2 separate regions of the Mus musculus genome follow, and region 1 is linked to region 2. Evidence: chromatin loops called from intact Hi-C (ENCODE). Cell type or tissue: left cerebral cortex. All regions are shown on one strand. Each heading gives the region's core, and the rest is flanking DNA. Links, peaks and the distances in the headings are about the cores only.

Region 1 (9,578 bases), core at 2,767-7,766, 67 kb after region 2:
CTTGAAGATCCTGGCACATCATGATCTCTTACTTTCTGGGAAAGGACACTAGGACTTCTTAGGAAGACACAGGCTGGGTGCTGTCCGTGTCAGGCATGGCAGCTGGTCACCTTCAGAGGGACACAGTGGAAGACACGCTAGAGGAGGAGGCAGGCCCTTGTTTGGGGTCTCATCCTGCCTGTGACTAAGCTGGAACCATTCTCCTAGCTCCACGCCTGGAACTCTATGAGCAGAAAGGATCTCTTTTAGAACCCATCTGTAAAACTATTCCATCCTTTGCACACTAAGACTGAGAACAGCGGGGCTGAGAGATGGCTCAGTGGTTAAGAGCACTGACTCCTCTTCTGAAGATCCCGAGTTCAAATCCCAGCAACTACATGGTGGCTCATAACCATCTGTAATGAGATCTGACGCCCTCTTTTGGTGTGTCTGAAGGCAGCTATAGTGTACTCACATATAACAATAAATAAATCTTAAAAAAAAAAAGCGAAGAAAAAAAAAAAAGACTGAGAACACTGCATGCACTTTCCCTCTGCATCCACCAGAGATCCTTTATGATCCCTCGTAATTTTGAAAAATAAGTTGTTCATATGAGAGCAATCTGGACTATGTCTCCAAACTTACTACTGTAGATTGCACACCTGAAGCAGGTCTGAGGAGGAGAAGCTGGCTTCCATACAGAAGGGCGAGTCTGAGTAGGAGAAGTCTTGAGAGGGACCATTGACATTTATTGTTTCCGACTCTGACATACTTTCTAAAATTTCATGCAAGTATCCACTTCAAAATGTACAGGAACCAAAGATGAAGGCAATAACTTTCCTTTTTTGTTTTGCACTGCCAGGGATGATGACCAAAACGTGTGAAGAGTCCGTATTTCTAACCGCTAAGTGACAGAAGGCCTCTTTAAAACAAGCAAGCAAAAGAGAAAGACAATCTTTTAGTGTCAATCCATGTGTGCAAAGACTTTCCCTACTTTCCCTTTTCACAGTAAGAAGGCTAAGGAAGGGGCTGAAGAGATGGCTCGGAGGTTAAGAACACTGGCTGCTCTTTCAGAGGACCAGGGTTCAATTCCCAGCACCCAGATTGTAGTTCACAACAATTTATAACTCCAGTCCTGGGAGATATGACACCTTTTCTGGTCTTCTTGGGAACCGAATACATGTGTTATGCAGGCACACACATAAGAACTTCTTGAAAAATAAAGTTCACTACTCTAGATTTTAAAATGCCATTTTCCAACTTGGTATCACAGCAAATAGTGACTTGGCCAAAGTCAAGCCAATGTGTGTAGCTTCTATCTAATAATGTTCTGCAAAGCAAAGAAGTTCTACTATTTCCAAACTACTATCAGAAACTTTTTAGTTTTCACAAAATTTCTATTTATTGCTATTTCAACACACTAAGTCAAATCCAACATTGTACAGGTTTTCCTACCCCATACCTGTTGGGTTTAAATTTGTTTTGTTTTTAAGAGAGGGTCTTTCTCTGTAGCCTGGGCTGCCGTAAGTTCATGGCAATTCTCCTGCCTCAGCCTTCTGATTGCTGGAACTATGAGCTGCCCCCATGATATTCAGCCTCAGTTTCTGCTTTCATTTTGGTCTACCTTCATGACGTTAGACAAAAGTTGGAAACCTAGAGGCATGGTAGAAGTCCTAAATTATCTCCCATAGCTACTGTTATCCAACTCTGTCTGTTTTTCCCTTGTGTATTTGTCCATAATCCACGTGTTCATTCTAGCTCCTGTCCTCACTACTGATCTGTGTTTTGTTGTTGTTGTTTTTAAATATTATGTCTATGAGTACACTGTAGCTGTCTTCAGACACTCCAGAAGAGGGCGTCAGATCCCATTACAGATGGCTGTGAACCACCATGTGGTTGCTGGGAATTGAACTTAGGACCTCTGACAGAGCAGTCAATGCTCTTAAGCACTGAGCCATCTCTCCAGTCCTGATTTGTATTCTTATATTTTTGGTTGTGCACCTAGCTTTTAATGGCTGAGCTATCTATCGCTCCAGCCCCCTGATCTGTATTCTTATACACATCCATCAGGAGATAGGATATGTAGGTGTAGCCATAAAATCCAAATTCTTCTGTTTGTCCATGAGGCATTCAAACCCTACATCCACATCATTTACCCAGTACTACTCCGTACAAAGGGATGCTTTCTAACATCCCAGCCGTCTGACTGAGCCTGTGCCTCTCCTCGAACCTTCCAGAGTTGGCTTCCTGTTGCTATAACAAACAAACATAACCAAAACCAACTTGGAAGGGTTGTGGCTTCTACTTCTGGTTCACAGTTTATCACTGAGGGAACGCGGCAGAAACTCAAGTAGAACTGGAAAAGACCACTGCTTATTGGTTTGCTCATCTACCTTTTTAAAAACAACCCAGGCCCATCAACCCAGGAATGGCCCAGACCACAGTGGGCTGGACCCTCCAGCAACAATACATGATTAAGAAATTGCCCCACAGAAATGCCCACAGGGCAGTTTGATGGAGAGCCCCCAGATCGAGCTTTCCTTTCCCCATGTGACTCAAATAGTGTATGAAGCTGGCAAAAGCCAGCGCACCAACTGTCTAGCTTTACAGTCTCTGTGATGGTATATTTGCGTTGCTCTCTCATAAGTCACCACTGTCTACTGTTCAGTCTTAAGCTGCAAGGGTGTCACTAACTTTCCATATCCACATTGTAATTGTCCAGCAAGGAGTCTAGAGTTTCTCAATACTTCCTGCACACACACCAGTCCTGTTCCATGCCAGCTCTCTTCTTTCTTGGGCCTAATTTTCCTATTAGATGTAATTATGTATGTGCATGTATTTGTATGTCTGTGCATGTCTGTGCTTGTGATTCAAGGAGTCCTGGGAAGCCAGTGGTGTCCCCAGTGGTGTCCGAGCTGGAGTTACAGGAAGAGGGGGGTCACCTGACCTGAGCACTGGGAACCAGACTCCAGTCCTTTGTCTGAGCAGTATGCACTTTCCCAGCTGCACCCACATCTCTAGCCCCTGATTTTCCTATTTACAGTCTTCTCTTTTTACATCTAGTGGGATAGATTAGTTCATGGCTTTTAAAACTTTTCCTACTCACTATGTAAAGTTTACATGCACATAAAGTAGAATTACAAACAAAACACTTACTGATAATAAATTATACAGAAATTTATTTTAAAATTCTTTTGATATACATATAATTTTACTACCTGTTAAATAGGAAAGCAAATTTACATACTAATTAGATGTGTTTATCTGACATAATACCATCCAAAGATATACTATTTTAATATTTATCTGCTGAGAAATGGAACCAGGAAAACATTAGGTCTGCTTTCTGTAATGAAACGATTATTTCTGTAAGACCAGAAAACTGCAATGTACAGTAAAAAAAACTCTGCAGTTCATAATGAGAAGTCCAAAGCCTTGGGAATAAAATTTTCATTTCCTGGGAGGCACACTGGGTTCCCCAGGAGTTGCTGACAATGGGCCTTCAGTCAGATGGCCCTGACTTAGGGAGGCTAAGTCTGGAACTGCTGGAGGCCACCTAGCTGGAGGAGATAACAAGGCCAGAACAGAGCTGGTTTCCAAAATTCTTTGGTCTCAGCAATTACAATGAAACTAGGTTAACAACCAATCAGAATTGTACTAATGTTACTGCGTTGCCCCCCTATTGGAGGTTACCTAATCCTTCTGGAAAATTCTCTTAGCCCTCCATTAAAGGGGTCCATGAGCCCCTCAGGTGGTTGCCGTTTTGATAAATGGTTGGCCCCTGAATGCTGGTAATTTCTTCAGTAAACACTCTTCTTGCCTGTGCATCCTATTTGAGTCTGGGGTCTTCCTTCAGCTATTCTTGGACCCTAACAGGAACATATAAGTTTCAAATCTGAACAGAGGTATTTCAGGCAGTTTGCTGCTGTGAGTTGGTATAGTGGTGAGAACAGTGAAAGCTGTGTGAAGTTATCATGGGTGAATATTGCCCGAAATTTGTCAGATTCACCCCACCGTTTAAATTATGAATCAAGTTTTGGGTGTGGAGAATTTATCATGACTCTCCCCACCCCATTATGGGGCCATGATCTTTAGTTAAGAAACTCTGGTCTACACAGTTAAAACACAGGCTGAAAATACCCCCCATTCTAGTGGCATATTATCAGATTGTCTCAGTCTATCCTTAGTACCTGTCTGCCTGGATGACTTTGTTAGATTACTTATTTACTGAAGACGTTTTCAAATCGATGTCATCATTTGGTAAACTGTAAAAAACCAAGTAGGCTAAGGAAGCTAGGCAGGGCTGCTGGAGGACTCAACCTTGGGCTCACCTTTCCCGTCCTGCAAATAAACACTACCTGTTCGATGACAGGGATGTGTTAGTGCCTTAAATCACTTTCCAAACGCAAAATGTTTCTTTTCCATGGGCCTGTGACTTGCAACTACACTTTAAAAAATGTATGTGCCTGTTTAGTATACCCGTGCCATGTGTGTGTAGGATCCTCTGGAACCGGAATTATAGTAGTTGTGACTGGCCCAACCAGGTGCTGAACCAAGCCACCACCACCCAGGCTTGGTTAGCCATTCTACCTAAATCCATTGTTTGTTTGTTTGTTTTTTTTTTTCTTTTCTTTTTCTTCTTCTTCGAGGAAACAGGGTCTCTCTGTGTAGCCCCTCCTGTCAACAGGTTGGCCTCAAACTCAAGAGATCCGCCTGCCTCTGCCTCCCAAGGGATGGGATTAAAGGCGTGTGCCACCACCGCTCGGCTTGAGTTAAAACCGTTTGAAGATAATGAGGGCTTGTGAGATGGCTGAACAGGAAAAAGCGCGGACGACCAGAGTTCGGTTCCCGGAGCCCAAGGTGGAAGGAGTAAGCCCTCAAGTTATTCTCTGAACTTCACTCACGGAGCACGCATACACAAGCGCGCGCTAGATAATACTTAACATTTTAACATTTAATAAAGGCAGAAAGAGGTGTCACAAGAGTTCCTGCCAAACGCAAAAAAAAACCTTGAACTTCCCAACTTAAAAAAAAAAAAACAACAAAAACCAACCACTTGTATCATTGCATCTCAAAACAACGCACCAACGTTTCTAGAGAGCAAAAGTGTGCTCACTTCCATGATCCATCGAGCTTCTGTGACTCAGGCTAAGGATTCCGGGTTTCCTCCCGGCACACCGGCTCCGCGGGAGGGAGAACACCTTCCAACCGTCCCCACCGAGGGCACCAACTGGTGCGTCGCAGGGCGCTCGAACGCCCCAGTGTGACGTCCTCCGGACCGCACCTGGGTCCAGAGGAAGAAGGTCAGAGGACGCAAGTCTTCAGGAGCAGCCGGAGGAAAAAAAAAACAGGCTGACTTCCTATGACCGTAAACGCCATGGTGGAGCAAGAACGAAAGGCTGGGGAGCAACAAGAGCTACACATCCCACGCTACAAACAACGCACCACGCCCACTTCACATCGCGGATTGGTCTTTCCCGGCCACCGTCACGCGCATGCTCCCTGAGGGCACTAGGGTTTGGAGAGGCCCTGCTGGTGGCATACTTCCGGCGTTGCACTTCCGGCCTGTTGGTGGCCGCGTTTGCCGAAACCCTGTATCCTGACACCCCGGTGGCGCCTGGTCGTTGCCTTCTTGGGCCTGGCGGTTGCCGAGGGATTTGAGGGGCGGGAATCGCGGAGACGCGTTTGGATCCTCTAGGTGGGAAGCAGGCTCTTCCGATCGCGGCCTCAGGGGCGCCGAAGGCTCACACCCCTAGCCATGGACTGCAGTCTGGACAGGATGGCTTCGGTGGTCCCCGGGCAATTTGACGACGCGGATTCCTCAGACAGGTAGGCGGCCGGTGGTGACACAGGGACTCCTCCGATTCCGCCAGCTCCACATTGGGCTCGGGGAGCTGACAGCTGACGGCTTTGGATTTTTCTCGGGGTGAGCAGCTTGTGAAAGCTACCTACCTGTCAGTGGGTCCCGGGACGTTTAGCAGAGAAGCAAGAGTTGGGGACCACTGAGGAAGGTGGGCCTTTTTTTTTTCCTTTCTTTTCTTCATACAGGCTTCCATACACAGTGAGCAAAAGTTTTACCTCTGCGAGTATGATGAACAAGACAAATCAAGTCACTACTGTCTTTTTGGAAAGGAGGGCAAACCAAGAGGCTAGCACCTACAGCGTAGCGGAGAGAATTGAGGCAAAAAAGGGAGGCCAGCCAGGTCGAGCCTTCCAAGTGACTGTGAGGAGTTAAGATCCTGTTCAGGTCTTACAGGCCAGAGGAGGGCTTTTGCAGCGACAGAGCATCCGTCATTTGATTTATGAATTAAAGGAACTGGTGAGTCATGTAGAAGATGTTCGTAGAGAGGAGTGGAGCAGAGAATCAGTAAATAAATAAATAACCAGCTTCAAACCGGATGGCTCCTAGAGCTGCTGTCGTAGAACGACTTCGAGGTAGCAGTGTTGAGGTTTTGTGGTGAAATTGGATGTGAGGTCCAAAAGCAAGCAGTGACGGAAAACTTCCCGTTCAAAAGAAAAGAGAATTTACACATAGCCATTTTGAAACAACAAAGAGTTTTGCGTACCTTATAGTCAGGAAGATTTTATTCATCAATTGTGAGCGGTTGTGATAAGTATATATATTGACCACTCTGTGTGTCAGATCGAGTGGTAGGGAAATATTGGTGACTACCGTTTTGATTGCCACAGGGGTTGGCCTCTGCTAGGGGAGATAGATATTCACACGAGGTAAATTATTTGAATTAAAATTGGTGAATAGTACAAAGGAAAAAAATGAGTGATCAATAACATATGGTAAATAGAGGGTAAGTAGGGCTTAGCCGGAGATGTTGGAGATTTCCAGCCTTCCACTGAGGAATGGGCACATCATCTCAGAGAAATCCTTACGGAAGCGTTTAAGTGGGAAGAAGGGACAAGCTTACTTTGCCCACAGGCCCCATACACGCAGGATATTGTGAGACTGCACCCATGGTCCTCTGCTGGATCTGATTTTGCCATTGCACCAATCCAGAGACATTTTTATATGTCACACCTGGGCTGAGACACTAGTGGTATCTGGTAGGTAGTTCCGCATAAGACAACCTCACAGCAGAGGATTGACTAGTTGAGAGCATTCACATAGTTGTGCCTTTAACATACCTGTCTAGATTATTAGATTTGTAAGTGAAGAGTAATTTATGTATGATACTTATGAAGCCCTAGTAAACTGCAGCTATCAAATGATAGTCTCCTTCCTACTCATGCCCGTGGGCATTTAAAGCCCTGTGGGCTGTAGCCAATTAATAAATTGGAGTTGACGACTGAACTTATTTAAGACCCATTGGGGGCCAGGTGTGGTGGTACAGCGTCTTTAATCCCAGCACTCTAGAAGCAGAAGCATCTGATATTGATGATTTCAAGGTCAGCTCTAGCTTCATAGTGTCTTCAGGGCAGCCAGACCCAACAGGGAGCTCTGTCTCAAACAAGACTAAACAACAAAGGGGAAGGGGGTGGGAGAGGCGGGGCGGCCTGAGGTGCTGGGGATTAGGTCTGTGGCAGAGTGATTACCTAGAGAGGGAAAGGCTCTGGGTCCTCAGAACTAGAAGAAAAAAAAATGGCTCTTTTTATGGTCAGGTGAGGTACACACATCTTTAATCTTAGCACCTGGGACACAGAGGCAGGAAAGGTCAAAGCTAGCAACACTGAATTGAATTTTATTGAATTTGGTGGTAAATATGTTTTGTTTGGAATGTACAATGTTTTAAAAAAAATTGAACCTGGCAATTATGTGAAAAAAATTACATAAATATTGAGTGTTTTAGCTTCTTGAAAAACTAGGAAGATCAGTAACAACAGGGTCTGCATCTTTTGTGAACCTCTCCTCCCTTTGGCTGTACTTTTGTCTCTCTAGACCACTTCTCTTGATAGTCCCCCCTTGTTGTCCTATACTTGGCCCACTTCACTGTGTAGTCTTGGGCCTCTCCATCACTGCTTCCTTTTATAAATAAAGGTGATTTGGAGTTATTTGTGTCTTAGGAGTGTCTTGCTACGGCTCCTGGTATTACAGAGAGTTAAGGAAAGGCAAATTTTGATACACACACCCCTGAAAGTAGGTGTATGAATGATTTGACTAGAGTCTGGTCTTGTGCACTAGTCAGAGTCAGTTCATTTACCCAAGATGATAGTGTAAATTCTAACTTGACTTAAGGCAAAAGCAAAGCCAACACCCACTGACGGTACACGGACGTGGAGAATAAAGCATTGCTGCAGATGAGGAGACAGAGAACTTGATGTTAAGAAGACGGAGCAGATTGGGGAACGTAAGGTGTGTATGTGTGTGTTTTTCCCTTTGGAGGATGGATAAACATGCCAGAACATTCTTGTTCCTAGTGAAAACAAAGAACTGCAGCCAATCCATGCAGAAGATGGCGGCGTTCTACTTAAAAGCCTCCAGAATGCTGCAGCAGAGGTGAAGGGCGACGCTGAGACCGATGAGGAAGACGACTATGATGATGATGATGATTGGTACTTGGACGATGCAACTGGAAAACTCACCAAGGGTTGTACCTGGAATGGCGGCAGTAACTATCAGGTGTGTAAGGAATTCTGTAAATCTGTGTTATCTGCTTGTCTGTGTTCCAGTGTGTGTGTGGGGGGAGAGGGGGACAGGCCGGGTGTCTTCCTCAACAGTTCTCCACTTCATCTTTTCTTTATGTGTGTGGATGTGTCTGTGTGAGTGTATACACATGTGTGTGCACATACCTGTGCGCATGTGGGGAAGGCAGAAGTGGATACCAAGTCCCTCCCTTGGAGCTGGAGTTACAGATAAATAACTAAACAGGGATCCACAACATCTAAGCAGGTTCTTATGTGTGTGCTGGGATCCAGTTCCAGTCCTGACATCACTGAGCCTGAAGCTCACTGTTTAGCCAGCCACTGGCTCATGTCTTCCAGACACCCTTCTCTCTCTCATCTGCCCCAGTGCTGGGATCACAGATGTTTGCCACTGAGTTTGCCTTTTTATGTGGGTGCTGAGGACTGAACTTAGTTCTCAGACTTGAATGAGAATAATTTATGGGCTGAGCCATCTTTCCAGGCCATGTAGTTTTTTAAAAAGGCTTTGTGATTCTGTAGGATATATTGTCTTAGAGCCCTGGCTTTTACTGATTTTTTTTCTTTCTTTGTGCTTTTCATATTTCTCATAATTTCTTGTATTTGGATTCTTTCAATAATCAGTAAATGTTAATAGTTACTGAAGTGTCATAAGATGAATGAACTTAAAAATATACAAAGGAAAAGCCACAACTAAACTATTAACTGTAGACCATTTATGGAACAGAAATGGGGCTGGGAATGTAGCTCAATAGTAAAGCATTTGGCTGGCGTACAAAAGATTCTGGGGTCTGTTCCTGGCTTCCCAGCACAGCAGGGGGAAAAATATTGAAACTCATTGGTAACTAGAGAAGTGTAGCTGAGCTGGTGGTACAGTACTGTAGCCCCAGCTACCTGTGAAGAAGAGGTTTAGAAGGATCCCAAGTTCAAGGCCAGCCTGGAATACAAAGTAAGTTTTGGTAACTCCTATACTAAGTCACTGGTGAGACTGGATAATTTCATCATGG
Region 2 (9,578 bases), core at 3,035-8,034:
GCACGGATCCTGTGTCCGGGGTGTAAGGGAAGGATAGAAGCATGGAGACTGGGGCGCGATGTGCCAGGAAGGAATGAGGAGAGTGCCGAGCAGTGGCAGGAGAGACAGGAGGCTGGCAGAGGCAGTGGCAGGAGAGACAGGAGGCTGGCGGAGGCAGTGGCAGGAGAGACAGGAGGCTGGCGGAGGCAGTGGGGTCGAGCAGGTTCTTACGAAGCAAAACAAGAAGTAGACTAAGTAAAAATATCTCAAGTCCAAATCCAAAGGCACCATCTGCAGGTCCCTCTTGGCAGCAGCACAGCCAGGGACTCTGGGGCCGTCCCACCACATGACAAGTCCTCATCTGATCAGCTGTAGCAGTCAGGGACAATGGCTGTGAAAATCCCAAGTAGGCTGGCTGCCTTGCAAAGGGGTGGCCAACCAGCCTCGAACTCTGAGAAGCTGCTGTGTGGGCCTCACCCCGGCCTTCCCTCAGAGGACCTGAAAGAGGCGTCCTCACTCGGGGTTACTCTGTGGCAGGAGGCCAACACAGGGCCATTTCTTGCCTGCAGAAAGCAGCTGCATAAGCTTACTCTCCTGTCTTTGGGAAGTCATGGAGGTCTCTCTCTCTCTCTCTCTCTCTCTCTCTCTCTCTCTCTCTCTCTCTCCACCTCTAGAGTGCTGGGATCAAAGGTGCGTGCCACCACAACCAGCTACGGAGGAGGCCTTGGGGGGAGTGGGAGTGGAGGTGGGGGACTAAAAGACACCTGTCTCCTTCCCCGCCACCACTTGTCACTGTGAAAGAACACCTGACTACCAGGACCCTACAGAGTGGGGCACCCGGACAAAATGAGGCTGGTTCACATCCAAAGAATCGAACGCAATCTCCATCAGGCAGGCCTCACTCCCATGTCCTCGGTGTCTGGCCTCTTCAGGGGAGCCTGACTGACAGTTTAACTCTTCTTCCCAAACCTGGCCCCACCCACCCTGCTTTCTGATTGGATGACCTGGGAGGCCCTAATCAATGATCAGTGTGGGGCCCACAGAGCGCCTGTCTGTAGCTCTGGCCTTCCTTCCCAAGTCCTTTCCTCCAAGGTTGGTGATTCTCTGTCTATCTGTGACCACACATTCGTCACCCGAGGAGCATCCAGATGCCCTGGAACAGTGATGGTGTGACCTCCCTCCCTCAGGCCAACTGAATCAGCAAGGTCAATTTAAGGTCATCCTGGACCGCAACAATGAGAGCGTGTTTGTTTCAAAAAATAAAAATAACAAAAAGGTAGTTACTGCAAGAGTGATGTCGTCTCTCTCTGGGACATGTCGGCTGTCGCTTTTTCTTTTTCTAAAAGAGAACTGGGCATTGAGGAAGCCAGCATTGTCACTTGTGGTGGGGCTGCTGCTGTGACCCTGGATGCTGACGTCCTCTGTCGGCTGTTCTTGGAACTGCACCCCATCCAATAGATCACAAGTCAAACTCCAAGGGAAGGTACCCAACAGGTGTCCACGGATCACTGGCCAGTGGGAGTCTGTTTTGTCTCCCCTCGATCCTCTACATCCTCACACCATCTGCTGGGTCCTGAGTCTGGACTCAAGTATTTATTTGTCCATATATCTGAGTTGGGTCTCGCTGTGTTGCCTCCTTTGACCTCTAACTCCTGAGATCAAGCATTACCTGGGACTTCCGGGGGCCCCACCCTGGCTTCTGAGTTTGATCTAGAGAAAGAGTTCAGAATCGTAAAAAAAAGAACGGAAGGGCTTTCTATGTGCTCGAGAGCATGGAAGGCGCAAAGTGTCGATTCGAATCTATGATAAAGTGAACCATGAAGTTAGGAAAAGTGGGGTGCTGGCCACCCTGCTGAGATGCAGCAGCACCCCACCTCCCCAGGGGTTCTTTCAGACTTTTTTTTTAAGCAGGCTCTTAAGCCAGCCCCCTGAGATTCCAGAGTCTGCCTTAGACAGGAGTGGGATGAACGTGGGGGTGTGGGAAGCGCTCGTGGCTCACTGGAGAGGTTGTTGATTTACCCGGTATGTGACTGTGTATGACCAGGGTGAGCCAATGTCGGGTGCAAGGCTGCTTCCTGTGGCCAGTCTCCTGCCTCCACCCAAAGCTCCAAATGTGCCCTTTCCATGAGTCCCGCAGCACCGTCACTGCACACACCTGTGAAGATGGAGCAAACGATTGCCTTCACCTTTGACCTCCCGAGGCCTGGCACCCAGCGCGGTTCAGATGTGTCTGTAAGCCTTTCACATCAGTTTATTTCCATGCAATTTGATTCAAAGCAATTCTATTCAAGTCACATCAGCAGAGTTCAAGTTCTCAGTGAGCACACACACATACACACACACACACACACACACACACACACACACACACGCACACACACACACACAGAAGCCAGCATCTGAAAGCCAGCTGGGGGAATCCACCTGCCTCCGGATAACTCCCATTTGCATGAAGCATTACTCAGTTTGGGGCCTGGCTCACCTCCCCCGCCCCCAGGGTCTATGGACTGTGAAAAGGTGGAGTCACTCAACCCTTTATGAGGCCTCTTGTAAGCCCAGCCTGTAGACACTCATCAGTGAATATTTCTTCAAATGGTCATGGAAGCTGCTGAGTTATGTTCAGTCAAAGAGGTACGGGCTAGCTTACTTCACACAGAATCCTGTCTCCTGCCATCTTTGTCATGAAGCCATAGATGAGGAGGGGACATGAGAGCCCGCTGACCCAAGTGGCCCTAGAGCTGGGCCTGAGGTTTCCCCATTCCTGGCTGCTGGGGCTCCTCCCCTTCTACACACGAGCTGTAAGAGATGCCGGGTTTCCTGGGAACACTCCAGCCAGACACAAAACACAACAGCTGTTATTCATCAGCCAGAACGCCCTAGTGACACAGCCATTTCCAGCGGCGACTTCATAGAGGGCCCACGTGAGGGGTCTAGTCAAGCGGTTGGTGCTGTCCTAAATTTCATAAGCAGCAAGCTGGTGCAGAGAAGACATCCAGGCCGCAGGGGCCGCTGGTCTAAGCAACTTCCGGAAGCAGCTGAAGCAGACACATCTTGCACCTGAGACCACCGGATGGCTGAGCTGCAGGGTCTCCTCAGCGCGCCTCTCTCTTTCTGCGCCTGAAAGAGCAAACAAAGGGAGATGACCTGAGACACCGCTAGATGTGTCCGCAGCCACTTCCCCGGGGTCTGAAGCTGGTGAGACAGGGCGATGGGGCCTCGGGCCATCTTATTATAAAGGCGCCTTTATGCTGTGATGTAGCCAAACACTTCACCCATCAAAGAGACCGGGATTCTCCCCCGCCACGCTCTTCCTCCTAAGGAGAGTCAGATAAAAGGCTAAGCTGGGAGTTCAAAGTTATTAAAATTGGCCCCAGATTCTGAGTCCCTCCCAGAAAGAAGGCCTAACAAGCAGGCCTCTTCACTGAGATTTCATCAGAGCTTCCTGCTTCAAGAGGGACACGGTGTGAGAAACAAATGTTTTGCCATGCTGCGAGTAAAGCAGACAGACACAGAGCACTCATACCGAGAGGGAAGGAGCTTTGCTCCACAAACCAAATCAGCGCCATTTTCATTCCTGAGTTCCTTCAGCATGTTTTGAGCGCCCGCTGTTTGCATGATTTGAGCGCCCACTGTTTGCATGTTTTGAGCGCCTGCTGTTTGCCAGACTCCAGACGGGGAGCTGTCGTCGTTGTTGTCTAAGGAAACAAGGCATGGACATGACCTCCACTGTCAATGGCAGCGTACACACCTTCAGAACTCCGTGTGAATGAACCTGTGCCTGGGAGAGACACCTACCTTCATTATGAGGGAGGGAGTCCAAGACAGCTCCCTTGCAAAGTGACGAGAGGGGCTTGGGAGATGGCTCAGTACATAAAAGGCTTGCCACGCAAGTGTGAGGACTAAGATTTGCATCCCCAGAACCCACATAATGCTGGGTGGATTCAGAAGGGGCGAGAATAGCCATTAGGAGAGTGGGTCAAGTCTCTGACAGTGCCATGACCGGACCCCACCATCACCACTGAAGAACACTGGCCTCTGGCACATACTTTATAAGCATGCAGGAGCCCGGTGCAACCATGCACATTTGTGAGTATCCAGCAGCAGGCAGTGTGGCTGGCTGCATACACAAGAGCAAGACCCGAAGATAGCATGCCTGGAGATAGATGGAGCAAGGGAGGATGAGAGGAGCAAGCCTTTTAAATAGGACATGATATGTATAAAAAAACATGCCAAAGTGCTTTCAGTGACAGACACACAATCCCTGCTTATACTGGGAAGAAACAAAGTTACTGTGGGTCAGGCACTCAGATCAGATTTTTTTTGATCATGCTGCATTTTTTTTATTATTATTTGTTATATGTAAGTACACTGTAGCTGCCTTCAGACACACCAGAAGAGGATGCCAGATCTCATTACGGATAGTTGTGAGCCACCATGTGGCTGCTGGGATTTGAACTCAGGACCTTCAGAAGAGCAGTGCTCTTAACCTCTGAGCCATCTCTCCAGCCCATGCTGCATTTTTTTTTTAAAAGTGAGATAAGCTAAGAGATTTAGAAATCTCCATTTGATTAACTAGTAACCCTAGATGCTATTATCTGTCGTTGAAGGGTAAAGAGATAGGCAAGCCAAGTGAGGGGATCAGAGGAAGGTTGCGCAGGCAGTTAAGTGCGTGAATAGATTCAGGTAAGGCTTCATCCTGTGTGCTGAGCCATTCTATGGTACTGTCAACCAAGGAGTGGAAAGGACTGTTCTGCTCATTGCACGCCATCAGGACATAAAATAAGGCCCCCGTGTCAGGCAATGCGGAGGAGAGGCCAGCTTTCTTTGCTAAGCTTGCTGCTGTTGGGGGAGACAAAACGAGTCTAGAGAGTATTCGCTGAGTGTGGCTGGTTGCTCAATGTGCCCATGTGGGAGCACATTTATTACAGCGTTCATCTTCCTACTGACAATCCGTCCAAGAGCATTTCACGGATGTCTCGGTAAAGAAGTACTTTCCATTCTGCTGCGATGTGTAACTTGAAGTGGGGCCGTTATAGACACGCTGCGCCAAGGATCAACCCGAGTAAATAGGTGTGTTTAGGAGTGATGTCTTCCCAGGCTTCTCTGGCTTTCAGGCAATACCAAGGGGCTGGGAGGGAGGCTCCGAGAATGGGTGGTTCGGTCACCGCCATACCCTCCACGACCAGCAGAGGGCAGCAAAAACACACCCGTGCAGACTGGCTTCAAGGGAGTTTAGGGTAACTCCAAAAATGCTTTTAAATTATTTAACTTTATTATTACTACTGTGTGTGCATCGTAGTGTGTATACGATCAGAGGACAACGTTGTGAGGTCAGCTTTTCCTTCCACATCCAGTTCAGGTTGTCAGGCTTGGTGGCAAATGCCTTTACCTACTGAGCTATTCTGCCTGCCCGGCTATATTTATCAATCATTAGGAAGATCCTTGCAGTGGGGGATATAATCTCTTTAAAGTTACGAAGAAATCAAACAAACAAAATTCTCCACAGGTGAAAGTAAATATCTCCAATAAGAAAATTTTATATGCATTTGAAATGTATTCATCTTCTTCATGATTTTCAAAATTCACTTAATTATTAGTAACATCAGCTGATGGCTCTCAGTGGCAGCGATTGATCTGGTTGAAGGGGCTAACCTTCTACAGAGACTTTTCCAGGTCTCTTCTCTCTCCTTCTAATGCAGTCATAGCTGGTGAGCAGCTTGTGTTGTCTGTGAGAGGCAAATGGTTTTGCTTGGCACCATTTGGTAACGCCTGGTCATTATGCATGCAAGAAAGTATCTGTGCTTACAAGTCAGTCTCCGAACAAGTCTTTCATATCCAAGCTACAGCTGTCATGTTTTCACGCCTTTTACAGATCCACGTGATAATCTCGCAGGAAACGATTTCCAGCAACACTGTGCACTTGGCTGCCATTCTGTCTTGCTTGCTTGTCCCTCACAAACGTCAGCTGAGCAGCAGTCTTCAATTCCAGATGCCACTGGCTCTTTGCACAGACTCAAGGTGAGGCAGCCTGAGGTGTAGCCTGTGAACCTACAAACACCTCCTTGTGTTTTCAGTAGATAGTGACCAGGAGGTAATTTTGTTCTGGAGGGGCCAGGGGAGAAGAGCCTCAATACTGTGTGGAAGGCAGCAAAGTCACATGACTGCTTGGGACACACACACACACAAACCTGTGTTCCAATTGCAGTTTTTTGTAGCTTAAGAGTGGAAGGTTTTTTTTGCTTTTTTTTTTTATATCATGTTATCTTGTACTTATTAATTTCCTTATTTGCAAATGTATCACAGTGTGACTGTGTAAAGAATTCCTATCATCCGACACCTACTATTCAGGAACTGTTTCAAGACTCAGTCTGGTGACTTGGTTTTGGCTGGGCTAGGTGTACGATGTAGGGCCATGTGTGTTTGAGGCAACTGATCTACCACTGACCCACATCCCTCGTCTTTCAGCAGTTCTGATCCTAAAGCTCACATTTATTTCATAAGAGTGAAACAACATAAGGAACAGGGGATAAGAAGCCGACAAGGTTGTGTGACGCAAACGGCCAGGGAAGCATCCCGAGGTCAACTGCTAAGGCCCTGCTGCTGGAGTTGAGTGTTGGGGCTGGAAGATGGGGAGAGGCTGGAGAGGATGTGAGAGCAAGGCAGGGATGCTCTAACCTAGGCCCTGGTGCACCCTGCAGGCCACAGTGCAGCACCACATCCTCATGAGTGCCAGTGGAAAGGAAGTCCTCAGATATTCAGCAGGGCAGAGACAATGTCCTGACTTGGGTGGGACAGGAACGCACGCAGCACTGAACATGGAGGCTGGACCTCATGCTCTGAGCTCAGAGCAGAGGGGAGAACGGGGCGTTCAAAGTTCACAGTGAGGAAGCTGGGCCCTATAAAAATACCTGTAGAGCCTTCTGTAAATGGTTATCTGTCCTTCCAACAGGAAATACGATAACACAGTGTAAGCATTGCTTTTTTTTTTTAAACAGGAAAGCTTTCAGGATCACACTCATCTTTGGAGGCCCAGATAAATTCAACATTCATATTTATTGCTTTCATTATAAAATATAAGCACTTTACAAACATTTTGGAAAGGGGAAAAAAAACCCACCACCCTTGCTCAAAGACTGCGTCCACATTTTGGTTATATGTCGCTTTAGATTTAGCATTTAAAGGTTAATCTGAAATTTAACACTGTTCTAAGTGTTTGGTAAAAAAACATAGAAATACTGGTTCTTACAGACCTCTGTTTTTCTAATTCTCCAGAGCATGTTTTTCTTTCACAGAGAAGACCGAAAGCATTAGTGATAAAGCCACATTCTCCAAGCTTGCAGCCTCAAGATGAGTGGCCTTTCTGCGAGGCACATCAACAGCGTGACTTCGAAGAGCAGAGCTTGGATAGAGATCTAGGTTCAACGGCCTCAGCTGACAGAACAGTCAACTGGCTGGACCGTGTTTTGTGTGTGTGTGTGTGTGTGTGTGTGTGTGTGTGTGTGTGTGTGTGATTATTGGAAACCCAAACTCTTATTATCAGTGGGAACGGGAGGAGGGAAGGTCTTTGAAGCCTCATGTGTCTTTTGTGACCATGACCCGCAAAGTCAGCAGCCCAGCAGCACATGTGTGTTGGGGGACGGGGATGGAGCCCAGGGCCACACACATCCTGAACAAGCTCTCTACGTCTGAGCTCCATCCCTGGCTCTTTGAACAGTCTCATTTCATTGCCCAGGCTGGTCTTGAAATTCATTCTGCAGCTCAAGCAGGTCTACTAGTCACGACGCTCCTGCCTCAGCCTCCCAAGTCGCTGGGATTATCAAGTTTAGAATGAAATTCTTTTGTTAGTCGCCTTGATTCTATGACGTGTCTTTGTTATCTGAAATGGCAATATTTTTGTAAGTAGAGTATGCTACCTTTTAAAAACATAATTCTGAGCAAAATGATGATCGAATCTGCACTTCCTTTTTAGACAGGATCTCACTACATAGACCAGATCTCTCAAGAGATCTGCCCACCTCTACCTCCCAAGTGCTGGGGTTAAAGGCAGGCACCATCATACCTGGACTAGTTTTTTGTTTTTCTTTTTTTTTTCTGTTTAGTATTTTTAAGATGTCTTTGTGCGTCTCATCTCTCAGGACCCACCAGTCACACGGCTGGTACTCGAGAAAGTTCGTATATAGCCGAGATGCCTTCCCCATCAGCTGTTAACAGTGGGATGCACCTTGAGAACAGGGAGGAGTGTCAGGCTCACCAGATTTAGCACGGTCATCTTGACACTCGCGTGGAATGTGTATCAACGTTGCATGAGAACTACTGGTTCATTCCCTCTATTTTCACTGAAGAGACACACAAGATACCCAAACAACACCTTCAGACACATCACCGTGAAGACCCTCACACTGTAAGGCTCTCTAATAAATGAACCTGCCTGAGCCACCCTGCGTGAAACCACACATGGGGGAAGTGCTAAGTTAGAATAGCAGCTCCAGCTGAAGGGAACCGAGAAGAAAGTAGAGAGACCCAAAATTTAATGTTAAGTTGAAGCAGAACTAAGACCAGCTGTCACTCATTAATAGCGGCGGGATAAAAGGAAGTCGGGTGTCAATAAGCGACACCAGAGCTGGACAGAGGCCTCAGAGGACAGTAAACTTGCTATTGGCCCAGGGAAAAGAAAGACTAACGTGACACAGGCAGTTAGAATGGTCATGAAGGAAATAATTTACATCAGAGAACCAAGGACTGGAGTAAGCAAGCCCAGCACGGCAGAGTGGTGAGAAGAGCTGGAGCTAGCCCGGGCCAGCATCACCATCTCTGGCATGGACTTAGGGTTCATGGAAGCCAAAGAACTAAGTGAAGGTGGCCACACAATCCTAGGAGAGCAGGCTTGGCCAGCCAGGGAGAAATCAAAAGAAACATGAAAGACCACGAGCCTTGCGAGGGGAACGGAGGCAGCCAGAAGCACAGAGGACACTCTGACAAAAGAGAAGCTGACACAGAGAAGGATCTGTAGGACTTAAGTCCAGGCTTTCAAGAAGCAGACCAAGTGCCAGTGATGGAGAGGATGGGGGAGAGGAAGGGTTCAGCCACAAGGCTCAGCAGCTACGTGTTGTGCACTGGTGTTGGTCGGGACAAGTGCTCGGTCAGGAGCAAGAGCTTGATAATCCTACTCTGACTGACACCTTTATTTCTTGGTGCTGAGAACTGAACGCAGTCTTGTACGCTACGGCTAGTGCTCTAAACTCTGTATAGGCCATTCTTCAGTACTTCTCAGTCTCCTGTCTAAAATGCCTTCAGACTTCAAGAACCTCCTTCAACAAATTTAAGCTCTGGCTGGCTGGTTAGTTTAGTTTGATTTCTGAAAAGTCTCCTGTTTTTTTTTGTGGGTTTTTTTTTTTTTTTTTGAGACAGGGTTTCTCTGTGTAGCCCTAGCTATCTTGGAACTCACTCTGTAGACCAGGTTGGCCTCAAACTCACATAGACCAACCTGCCTTGCCTCCTAAGTGCCAGGATTAAAGGCATGTGCCACTGCCAGGTGCTGAAAGGAATTCTGAGAGGTAAGTTCATGGTTTTCTGAAGGCCAACAACTTCACTGGAAATAT

What was found. Peaks named below come from ENCODE experiments on the same cell type or tissue, not always from the same donor. Only the 100,000 strongest peaks of a DNase experiment are listed, where the experiment ranks them.
Region 1: a loop joins it to region 2, with 2.4 times the contacts of the local background. A loop is called at or near these places in 6 of 42 quality-filtered maps.

The regions. Positions count from the first base shown.
Region 1 is chr13:38,031,724-38,041,301 of GRCm38, forward strand. Cage1 (cancer antigen 1) reads right to left here and starts at 5,214. Exons shown (of 13, transcript NM_027724.2): 1 at 5,096-5,214; 2 at 642-901. The coding sequence starts at 749. Riok1 (RIO kinase 1) reads left to right here and starts at 5,266. Exons shown (of 17, transcript NM_024242.3): 1 at 5,266-5,808; 2 at 8,350-8,551. The coding sequence starts at 5,738. In left cerebral cortex, for the core only: a CTCF peak has its summit at 5,556; a DNase peak (open chromatin) is centred at 5,460; H3K4me3 peaks cover 2,269 bases; H3K27ac peaks cover 1,205 bases.
Region 2 is chr13:37,964,388-37,973,965 of GRCm38, forward strand. Ssr1 (signal sequence receptor, alpha) reads right to left here. Exons shown (of 8, transcript NM_025965.4): 8 at 7,014-9,578. Gm52041 (a long non-coding RNA gene) reads left to right here and starts at 1,891. Exons shown (of 2, transcript XR_003950625.1): 1 at 1,891-5,049; 2 at 5,852-9,578. In left cerebral cortex, for the core only: CTCF peaks have their summits at 5,171 (motif pointing right) and 6,666 (motif pointing left); DNase peaks (open chromatin) are centred at 5,154 and 5,831.